Regions from separate parts of the Homo sapiens genome. Here all the other regions are linked to region 1. The links are chromatin contacts, found by Hi-C or POLR2A ChIA-PET in ENCODE. All regions are on one chromosome and are shown on one strand. Each heading gives the region's core, a stretch centred on a gene start or an enhancer-like site at or near the end of the contact. The rest is flanking DNA. Distances are from core to core; before and after follow the strand shown.

Region 1 (3,675 bases), core at 469-2,968:
TATCTTCACAGTGATAACCTGGGAAGAACTTTTTTTATTATAGTGAGGAGAGTCCTCTAGAGCAGAAATAAACTATAGCCACAGGCCAAATCCAGCCCACTGTTTTTGTAAATAAAGTTTTATTGGAACACAGTCACACTCATTTGTTTACAGATTATCTATGGCTGCTTTTGTGATACACAGGCAGAGTTGAGTAGTTGCAACAGAAACCATATGGCCTGCAACACCTAAAATATTTACTGGCTGACCTGTAGAAAAAGTTGCTAACTAATCCCTGCACTAGAGGTGGGTACCAAAATTAAGTGCAGCATTTCTGTGCTCCAACATCCTAAGCACAGGTTATTTCAAAACACTAGCATTCTGTCTCCAATGATGGAGACAGATGTCTTTACATCTGGAAGACAAGTAGCTTTCAGAGGGATACTGTGTATATTCATCTCTTGGAATGACTTGTGGTGTCAGATAAAATGTGTCTAAAGTTCGTGTGCTGAACAATTTTTTTTTTTTGAGACTGAGTCTTGCTCTGTTGCCCAGGCTGGAGTGCAGTGGCACAATCTTGGCTCACTACAACCTCCACTGCCCAGGTTTAAGAGATTCTCTGGCTTCAGCTTCCGAGTAGCTGGGATTATAGGCATGCGACACCATGTCCAGATAGTTTTTGTGTTTTTAGTAGAGACGGGGTTTCACCGTGTTGGCCAGGCTGGTCTCAAACTCCTGACCTCAAGTGATCTGCCTGCCTTGGCCTCCCAAACTGCTGGGATTACAGGTGGAACCCACTGCGCCTGGCCTGAACAAATGTTTTGATAATTGTGTCTCAAATGAATATGTTTGGGAGGGAAATATATTCCCCAAGAGTCTTTGTAGACCTATGTTATGTAGGAGGTTTTATTAGAATAAAAATTAAAAGAACAAAGGGGGCTCTGAGATCCCTGGGGTGGGGACCAGGAGATTTATGAGTCCAGCAGACAGGAGCTGTGCCCCACCTCAGCCCCTGAGTGAGAAGCTTGTCAGCTCTAGCCTCTTCTCCACCCCGACCTCAAGCAGCAGAAAGCATCACAAGCATAAAGCCCACAGGCCACGTCCTCTGTCACTGGATTCTTCTAAATAGTCTGAGATATGAATGGAGAACTGGCCTTGCTCATGCATGCCTCCCTTGGCAGCCCAGCACCAGACAAAGCAGCTGAGGTAAGACTAAGTCCATCACAACCACTCTCTGGGCTGTGAGAGCCTGTCTCAGGACCCAGGATCCGAGGCAAGGGAAGGGAATGGATATTTTAAGAGCATGTGTGTGAGATGGTGGGAAGGAAACAGAAATAATTCATTTCCTGGGGCTTCTAGTCTATGAGCCTGGGTGAGCTTGACTGACCAACTTCATGCAGATTGGGAAAGAAACTAGTCATTGGAACAAGAGCTGAAAGCTCTATGTTTTCTTCATCAGTGCTTCAGATAGAACAGGATATCTGTTTTACCTGAAAATTCCAGTGTCAGAGCCTCTGTCTCTCTCACCCCTGCAGGAGCTAAGACTTAGGTATTATTACTAGTTGTTTGCACTCTAGTATGTAGAAAGAGCCTGAGACCAGATGTTTTTGGGGACATGGGCATATTGGGAAACAAGACTCCAGAAATGGGCATTCCCTCCAGAGGGGACTTGAAATGCAAGCTTTACACAGGTTGTAGGCCAGCCCTATCTCTCACTTCCTTTTTCTACTGCCTCACTACACAACAATGCCTCCATTAATGAAACCTCTGAGGATGAAACTCCTTTACAATGAACATGTTGAGTTAAAACAGAACAACAGCTTCATAAATCATGCTAAACAGTGGTGCAATATATCAAATGGTTGAGCTGCAATATTCCTGCAGATCTATGCACTCAGGGCACAAATCTCTTCAGGCACAGTTTTGATTCATCCCCAAAGCTGCAGGAAAACAGTTTACCCTCTGCTTCCCACCCCTTCAGGTGTTCTGAGACCTCTTGCTTTCTGATCCTCACAATCACAAAATTCACTCAACAATATTACTTATTGAAGGCCCATTAAATAGCAGATAAGGGGATTTTGTGGTTTTACACACACGTGTACACACACACAGAGACATTAAGCAAATATTTCACACTAAAATATCACAAAGCATGATGTGTTGTGAAGAAAAAGAGTAAAATGGTATGAAATTACATAAGAAGGAGGACTGATCAGTTTGATGGGGAGGGAGACATTGGAACATGTACAGAATTCCTAAGGTGGGAAAGAGTTTGGTCTTTTCAAGGAACTAAAAGAAAAGAAAGTACATTTGGCTAGAGAATGACAGGGAGAGGCCCGGTAATTATGCCATGCAGGATCATGGAGAGCTATGGGGTCATGCTAGTGATTCTAGTCTTTATTGTAAAAGCACATGGAAATCCCCAGAAGAGTTCTCAGGAGGAAGGTTATAAGACCAAATGTGCATTTTAAAAGAAAAATTTATTTTATGGAGAACAGATTGGAGGGGAGGAAGAGTGGATTGGAGGAGATAATTAAGAGGCCGAGAAGTAGTTGAGATGAGAGGTAGTGTTGATTTGGACTGGGTGGTGGTAGTAAATATGGAACAAAGTTGATTCTCAGCATATTTAGGGGCAAACTCAATGGCACTTGGGTTGAATAGGAAATGGGTTAAGGAATAGGGAAATATCAGGATCATTCCAAGTGGGTGTATCCTGCTCCATGGCTGGAAATGCCACAAACTGGAATGGATTTGGGACCTGGATTTAGAAGGGAAGGATAATTGTAAATTTAGCATTTCTACAGATTAACTGATTACAATTTGCAAAAAATTCACTTCAGTCTATTTATGTTTAAAACCTTTGAACACTGATCAGAAAGTTGCAGGACCTAATTTCTACTAAAGGAAGTAGGTAGAAAAACATTTGGGAGAAGGGGACCTTGATATTATAACTTCCTCTGCCTTCGAAGAGGGGTCTGATTGCCAGGCATGTTGAGGCACAGGGACAAGGCTGAATTGCTGTGTAACATAAAAGAATGAAAAAGCTGGGGTCTTGAGAGAAAATCCTCAAGACAGTGCATCATGTGAGGTTGGGTCAGAAAAAGCTGGCTCGAGGGGATGCACAGGAGGGTTGGTAGTGGATAAGAGAACTCTGGAGAAGAGAAATGTGGAAAGAGGAGTTGAAATGGTTTCCTCTGAGAAGAGGAGTGCACTGCAGAACCTCTTCCACATCCACCCCCACCCCTTCCATGGATTTTTCTTTGCTCATCATGGAGAGAGCTAAACCTCGAGTTGCATGGAGGCCAGTTGGAAAGTGAACATTCTCAAGGAGACAAAGGTGGGGGTGACCCATGGAGGCAGAGGTCTGTATGTACTTGCCTCCTGGTTCTGTCTGCCCTTTCAGTGCTAGAAGACAAAGAATGGGAAGAAAAGGTAAGGAAAAATATGGAAAGGGAAGGAAGGGTACATAGGCTGTTGTCCTCTGCCCTCTTTTATATTAAAACTATTCTAGGTGGGGGATACTCAATATTACAATAAATTATACTAAGGCAAAGATTAGTGACCTTCAAAAGGAGAACAGCATGTTAAGCCCCTCCTTTCTCTCCCACTTTTTTTGGGCATTCTAGGGGTGAAGTTTGGACATGTGCTGACGTCCATACTTCAGCATTTCTTCTTTGATGAAGAAATGAATATTCA
Region 2 (3,675 bases), core at 629-3,128, 4.2 Mb after region 1:
GTCCAACACTGGGTATTAGAGTGGGTGTAACTTTTACAAGAGTTGACATTTGGACCTGTACTGCAGATATCTGTGCACCCAAACTGTCAATTCCCATGATCAACTACGTGTTACTGACCTTTGTGTTATAGGTAGCACCTAGAACAGACATTCATATTCATTGGCAATTATGAAAAACAAAAGTCTAAAAGTGCTTCACAATTTTCTGTCAGCTGAAGAACTGGTCAAAGAAATCCAGAGGCTTTTTTTTTTTTTTTTGTAAAGTACAGCTTCTTAATAGGGCACTTGATTTTCTAGGTGTGGACACAACAGTTGATAGACATCTACTAGGTCAAGAAAGGTATGCCTGAATTAGATAAATGACAGACTCAAAAGAGAGGCCAGGAAAAGGCTGAAAAACAATCTGAAGGCATCTGTGGTATCCTTTTGTTTATATCTTGATTTTTAGTTTCGTACAGGGGAACACAGGAAGCTCTGAGGCTTTAAAACTAGAAACTTTGCGATTTAATCAAATGAAAAATTTTGAATGCTGTGCTGCAAATCTGATTAAATAGGGCTAGTAATTCACTTCCAAACAAAATAAACCCCAAACTCAGAAAATCTAGCTCCTTTTAACAAAAAGTCTGGTAATGTTATTTTTCCTAAATTCTAAAGCTTATCAGAGAAGCCTGCCCCCTCACATAAACATTTTTTCATATACCTTTATGAAACCTTCTGAGATAACACTACTACAGAGGTGAATAATGAATTCATAGGCCCTAGCTGTAACTACGTCATTGTTTACTTGGTGACTTTTTTTTTAATCGGGGAGAGGGGTAAAATGGAGATGAGAGAAAATCAGTTTAAACTGTATTCAAATACATTTACACGATTAACACCACCAACTCAAGGAATTTCTTTTTCTTACAGACCTGTAGCACTTGTTGGTAGGAGAACAATGAAATGAACCCATAATTTGAACAAAGGCAACAGGCACCTGCAGCCTTTCAATCACTTAGCAAATATTTCCGCCGAGACAGGGCCGAATTCGGGGATCTGGGCGAGCAGCCGGTGTCACCTTTCTCGGTAAGCTGCAAATCTTGGGAAAACTAGGACCCTTCCCAGGGATCCTGGGCTGGGAGCGGTCTCCGGTTTTTAGACAAATCTCTCCTCCTACCACACGTGACCGAATGGCAATCAGCCGCCAAGAGAGACACCGCAACGCATCAGCCGCGGGATACAAAGGCTCGGCACTGCCGTCGCATCCTCGGGAGGATCGCGGAGCCTCCCGCGCTCGGCGTCTGCGGAGCCTGCGCAGGGAGCAGCTGCGAGGCGCGCCGCTCCCGGGCCCGCAGGGCGGTGCCGCGCTGCGCGGGGAGCAGGAGCGGGGAGCGCGCGCCGCCTGCCCTGAGCGCCTGCCCACCCAGCGCCGCCGGAGCAGGGGCGCCGCGCCGCACCGCACGCAGCCGAGCAGCGCCACAGCCGCCGCCGCCGTCGCAGCCGCAGTCGCCGCAGCTAGGCCCTCGGCCGTCGCAGGGAGCTCCGCAGCGACGTGGACCAAGGTGAGGAAGCCGAGGGCTCCCCCAGACCCTCGGCAGGCCCGAGGCCGGGCTACCCCGTCCCCGCCCAGGCCCAGGCCTTCCCTTTCCTCTCGGCTCCTTCCCCTTCCCACAGCTCCCCTGGGCCTCGCGCCGGCTGCAGGGCGCAGTGAGAGGCACTTACACCACGGCTCTGGAGATCATCCAGGACACCATCTTCACGGGGGCTTGGGCCCCACGTCCGGGGCGGGTGGGCGCAGGGCGCTGCGGACCAGGCCGCCAACGGCAGGCCGCGCGCTTCGCCGGCTCCTCGCGCTCCCCGGGGCCGCGCTGGCGCCCTCAGGAGCCGGGCCCGGTGTGTGCGCGCGGCGGCCTGGGCTGCGCAGAGGTCGGTCCCCCGCCCGTCCCCGCCCGCCCCCGCCCGCCGGCCCGGCAGCCTAGTCCGGACAGCACCCCGCCCCTGCGCTCCGCTGATAGGCGGTGGCGGCGGCGCGTTGGCCCGGGCCAGGGCTGGGGCCAGGCGGCCGGGCTCCAGGGCTGGGCTGGCGGGATCCTAGCCCGCGCTGGACGGCCTCGCTGCCGCGGCCTTGGCCCCTGCGCTCTAACCAACCTTACCCTCCTTAGCTCTTTGGGACGCCCACACTCGCGGCGAGAGTGGGGCAGGAGGCTGAGGAAGGGTACTGGAGGGTAGGGATTGGCAGTGCCTGTGTGAAAAGTGAGATATTCGCAGGAACTCGGTGTCCAATAAAACTCTCGACCAGGCCCTGGTTTTGGAGAGCCAAGACTTTGAGGTGTGCCTGGCCACATCCGGTATCCTCAGTGTTTACGGAGGCCCAGCACCAAAGGCGTCCTTATATTACCACATTTTAAAGGAATCGTCGAGAGGTTCTTGCACAGGCCTCCGTGTGTGCCACGAGTCTCGTGGTGCAATGCAGGGAGGGACAGAGGAGGATTTCATGTTTGCAGTAGTGGGTGCAGTGATACCACTGTTCTGGGCCTCTTAGGGCACCTTTTCATCAGAGCATCTGCAAAGACTGTTTACAGACACGAATCTCCATTATTTCCCTGAGGCCTGCCAGATGTTCAAAGTAAAGGCTGGGTCTAGGATTCCTGACCTGTCTTAAGATTTACAACTATATTACAGCTGTAAGATTTACAACTGTATTTTTTGGAGGTTGGGTTACTGCTTACACCTTGCTGTTCTTGCAAATATCATTTCAAGGGCAGACTTTTAAAACTGTTTTTTTTTTTTTTTTGTGACAGTACCAAATTGAGAAAATGATGTTAAAGTTTAGATATTTTTATTTTTTCCAGTTAAGACGATAGTAAAAGATAATTCTAGTATTCAGATGGTGCGAAGAATAAAAGATGAAATGTAGGCTTGGAGCCTTTAATTAAAGTCCTAGAAAATATGATGGCTTTTGTGACCATACTGTAATTTTGTCTTCTTGTTCCTCAGTTTCCCTGTGATAAAAAGGGGGTAATAATACTGTAGTCTGTCTCTTGCCTTTCAAGGGTGATATGAGGCACTGCTAAATAATATGTTTAGGAAATACTCTGACTTGCATGGAAGACAATCAAAGGACACAACAGATTATCCTAAATTATTTTCAGTTCTCAGTCAATAAATTGGGTAATATTTCATTATTTAAGAAACAAGCTCAGAAGCTACTTTCTACTCTTGGGTTAGGTTCTTTTCGCTTATTAATTCATGTCAAGACTTTTTATTTCAGGAATTTGAGTAATAATTTGCATTTAACTCTGAATCTTTTATTTTTGGCCATTATTCAGCATTATTTGAGGATCAGGTGTGCTGCATAAGCACCAGTTTTTTGGCGAACTCTCTTGTTCAATAAAACTCAAATGAATTTGAATATCATTCAGATCCCTTCATGAAAGGTCCTGAAATAGCTTTACAGCCTTTACTTTTACTACTTTCACCCCCAACTCCTAATGTACCCGTTCCCTACCTCTCTTCTTTCAGCCAACCTGTATTTTCATGCTCAGTGCTTTTGCCCAGATTTCGTTTTTCCCTTAACACTTTGCTCCCCATTCTGTACCTATCAGAACTCTCATTTTTCAGTGGCCTGTGCCATGAAGACATCCTTGGTTTTCCTCAGGGACAATTATTCCTAATTTTGTCTGTGCTCTCATAATT
Region 3 (3,675 bases), core at 1-2,500, 4.1 Mb after region 1:
TTGGTTAAACAAATCGAATGGAAACGATTTGTTCAAGATGGGAGCATCAAATAGACGCAAGCTCTTCGAAACAGCCCTGATTCCCTGGCAAACGCTGTTGCTTAGCGAAACGTCAAAACCCCTGCGTGCAAACAAACGTCTGAGGGGCGCACCCGCCTTGAGCAAGCTTCTCCCGGCAGCTCGGGCTTTGGAGAACGTCTGGAGGACATTGGTAGCTCCTCCCTCTCCGGTTAAGGACTTGGTAGGGGGAAGAGGGCAGAGGATCCAGGATCTCCGGGTCGGGTCATCTGGGTTGACGCGTCCTGACACCCAGGACGGTGCAGGGGAGCTCCGGGGCGAGTCGCTTCGCGCCAGGAAAGGCCTGCGTCTCAGCGCTGGAACAGAGGGGAGAAGCAGAGGGGAGCCCCGCCCTCGGTCCAGTTCTGGAGCAGTGCGCCCCTCCCCCGCCCCGGAAACGTCCCCGCCGCCCCTCCCTCCACCACCACCTCCCGGGGACCTAGGTTGTAAAATCCCACGCAGTGGGGCGGGCACGGTGACGGGGGTGGGGCGGGTGGCGTAAGGCGCCACCGCCCACTGGCACGGCACCAGCGCCCTCCAGCACCCAACCGCCGCCTCCCTCTCCCCGGCGCGGCTCCAGCCTCCCCCCGCCAGCCCAGCCCCCCCAGCGTGGCTCCAGCCTCACTGCACCCACCCACCCTGCACCGCAACCTCCCAGCACCCTAGCTGCCCGGCCGGCCCAGCTCGGCTCTGGAGGGCGTCCCTCGCATCTGGACTCCCTCTGCCCGAGGGAGGAGCCGCAGCCGCGGTCGCCCCGCCCCTGGCGTTCTTTGACTCCCCCGGCCTCTTGGACATCTGGGTGCGGGGGTTAGTGCATCAGATGTGGCTCCTGGGCCGCCAGATGTGCGCGTTCCCCGCCCGGGGCAGGCGGCCGGCGAGTCTGGGAGGACGCGTGGGAGGGGCTGGGAGTTTTCCCTCCTAGCAGACTTAAAAGCCAGCAGAACCTCCAGCCCCCTGGGCTCCCGGCCTGGGCCTCCTGGGTCTCCGGGACGCACTGCCCAACGGAAAAGTTTTCAGCCCAGTCTGTGCCTCGCCGCCAAGCAGCCCTTGGGGCTTCTCAAAGTGGTAGAGAAAATAGGACAGCTCTACAGGATGCCCCAAAGAAAACCCTCATTTGTCGACCAGGCGACCTTAGTGCTGGCGTGGGACTACAGCTGCGCAGCCAGCAAACCCCAGTTGGGGGAGGGGGAGAAGTGGCAGTAGAGTTCGCATCTGGGGCTTGCTCTAAAGCGCTCTTTGACTGCTTTTGGATTCCATATTTGAAGTTGAGAGTCGTATTCCACCTGGTACAGGCAGTTCAGGGCAGGAGAAAAGCCAAGTGAACTCTGTGACTCAATCCCCTTGGAATGTGCCTGGAATAATAATAGGGACTTGAAAGGGTTTTATGGCCGAGGTGGCTAGTGGAGAGCAGTCTCCTACGCCTTGCAGTTGGCGGTCGGCCGAGGGGGGCAGTATTGCCTTATGCAGAGCTTCTGCGCCTGCAAACGGGACAAAAATAGTCGGAGCATCTGGTTTAAATCAACCAAAAAGCATTTCTATCAGCTTAATCCACCGGCCTACAGAACTGACAGAACAGGACAAGCCAAATATATTCCCGGTACTCTTTTAACACTCCAATAATAGCTAAGCCCAATCACACTTTACCGCTGGGATTTCTGTGTCCTACCATACAACTGTCGTTATTTTATAGATGTTGCAAATTAAACTTCCTTTTCTGGAGTTGTGTGTGGGCATGTGCTTAAGCAGTTACATTTGCAAGCAACGCTCGACTACGCTGCCCTTTTCGTTTTCCTTTTTCTTTCTCTCTTTTGGTATGAGGTCTTAGAATAGTCAAAAGTATCTAAGGCCAACATATGGGTTGCTTACACCACTAAATATATAGCTGCATTTCCCTCTCTTAACGCCCTAATCAGGATTCCAAAGGCAAGTTGGAACAAAAGAAAAAACGTGTCTGAGTGTAAAGGGAGAATTTGTGCCAAGAATTACAGTCGCAGGGTAAATAACCTTGTTTTCTCCTTCATCAGTGGCCGCTACCAAGTCCCGTTCTTGGAAAGTGGCCAACAGTCTGTCTGGTGGAGGGTGCTGCTAATTAGAGAGAGCCCATAAACCTCTCTGTCAAAGAGGGCATGTGACCTTCTCTTCAAGTCTGAACAATAAAGCCGGCGAACTGCAGACTGCACTCAACACTGGCTGCCCCGCGGATTCCCTAAATAGGAACAGGATGAAGGCCAGGCTCAAGAGGTTACCATAGCTCTGCTCCCACACTTTGAGGAATCGGTCACTCCACTTCCCCATATAACTTGTTTCAATTACTCTCTACAATCTATTTAGAGGAGAGCAGCTTGCAGAGAGCACTCATTGTCTAATCTAAATGAGGAAGCAATTATTACTTGCTGCAGTCTAATGTGCTTTGAGACTGGTGGGTCAAAGAGCAACCTGATTTCTTGTAACGTGTCTTTGCACTTTGGAAGATACACCTTTTTAATGACATTTATTTACTCCTGCTTTTAGGACACATTTTTCTTTCTATTAAGATTACAAAATTAAGGTGTTTTTCCCCTTCTCAGTCTTCAATGTCCTTTTTAATTTTAGAATTTAAGCTATTGTAAACACCCCAAGTACTTTTGCATATTGTTTAATGTTAAATATTATTTTTTTTAGTGCTTTCTTATAGGCATGTTCTCTGATTATAGCAAAATAGAGTTCTCTAAGTCTTCCCTTCTTTGTTTAATTTACCTCCCTGGGAGCCCCCTTGCTAGCTTTAATTTTATACAACATGTTGTAAACTATAAATAATACAGCTCCACTTTCCTAGAACATATGGAAACTGTCGCCTGCTATATATCCTAACTGTACTTGCTTTCAGCTTAAAGACTGAATAAAGTTAATCTCCTGTGTAAAAAGGCATTTAGCCTTTTGTGTGTGTGTGTGTGCATTTTATTAGTTAAAACCCAGTATGGAACAGCACATGAAATTCTTGTTGTGAACAGAGCACATAAAAGGGTTTACAAGGTGTGGTTTGAAGAGAGGAAGCCGTGGAACAAATGTTGGTGGAAAGGAGAGGAAGGAAGGAAAGCACTTCCTGAGAGGATACTCCTCCTGTTTCAGCTGCATCCTCTCTTCAGATTCTTCCTGTTTGTCTTAGTCCATAACTGATAGTAAATTATTTGTCTTCATTTTTTTCTATTCACTTTAAAAGCATCCTTTCTCTCTGTACTAAAGCTACTCTTGAAACCAAATCCATTAACTTCCAATGACTTAACAACTTTACTTCATTTAACATTCTGATAATCTGAAACTTTTGTATTATATAATACATGTATGGAAGGAATCATTTCCATGTTAACTTTCCAAGTATTCTGTGATCTCTAAGACAACCAACTGTGACGTAATTAACAACAGAGTCCGAAGTCACAAACATTGCGGTTGCTTGGGTCGTAGGTTGGTCACTGTTTTTTGTTTTTGTTTTTGAGACAGCATCTCACTGTGTCACCTAGGCTGAAGTGTGGTGGTGCAATCACAGCTCATTGTAGCCTCAATTTCCCGGGCTCAAGCGATCCTCTTGCCTCAGCCCCGCAAATAGCTGGGACTACAGGTGTGCGCCAGCCACCACGTCCA

What was found. A loop is a pair of places that touch in the nucleus more often than their neighbours do. ChIA-PET counts read pairs that join two places held with the same protein, here RNA polymerase II (POLR2A). Pooled maps may share reads with other maps.
Region 2: a loop to region 1 is called in a pooled map, with 3 times the contacts of the local background. The contact joins the promoter of REEP3 here to the enhancer-like site in region 1. A Hi-C loop is called at or near these places in 1 of 168 maps with a recorded cell type or tissue (CD4-positive, alpha-beta memory T cell), 1 of 37 single-sample maps with no recorded cell type and 6 of 50 pooled maps. POLR2A ChIA-PET finds 5 or more read pairs at or near these places in 1 of 52 experiments (H1).
Region 3: a loop to region 1 is called in a map of CD8-positive, alpha-beta T cell, with 7 times the contacts of the local background. The contact joins two enhancer-like sites. A Hi-C loop is called at or near these places in 1 of 168 maps with a recorded cell type or tissue (CD8-positive, alpha-beta T cell) and 6 of 50 pooled maps. POLR2A ChIA-PET finds 5 or more read pairs at or near these places in 1 of 52 experiments (BJ).

Annotation. Positions count from the first base shown.
Region 1 is chr10:67,768,799-67,772,473 of GRCh38, reverse strand. No RefSeq gene overlaps it. Among named protein-coding and RNA genes, the nearest start is that of TRS-TGA1-1, 6.1 kb to the right of the region's middle. RefSeq lists enhancers at 1,042-1,201, 1,382-1,571. Within about 2 kb of position 1,718, at least 3 of the 41 ENCODE cell types and tissues checked have a DNase peak (open chromatin) inside an H3K27ac peak, as active enhancers do.
Region 2 is chr10:63,519,604-63,523,278 of GRCh38, reverse strand. It overlaps REEP3 (receptor accessory protein 3), which reads right to left and starts at 1,878. Exons shown (of 8, transcript NM_001001330.3): 1 at 1,702-1,878. The coding sequence starts at 1,733. It also overlaps a transcript of JMJD1C not described here. RefSeq lists a silencer at 1,193-2,242 and an enhancer at 2,633-2,682.
Region 3 is chr10:63,627,391-63,631,065 of GRCh38, reverse strand. No RefSeq gene overlaps it. Among named protein-coding and RNA genes, the nearest start is that of REEP3, 110 kb to the right of the region's middle. RefSeq lists a silencer at 411-740 and enhancers at 1,211-1,260, 1,271-1,450, 1,841-2,050. Within about 2 kb of position 1,250, at least 41 of the 41 ENCODE cell types and tissues checked have a DNase peak (open chromatin) inside an H3K27ac peak, as active enhancers do.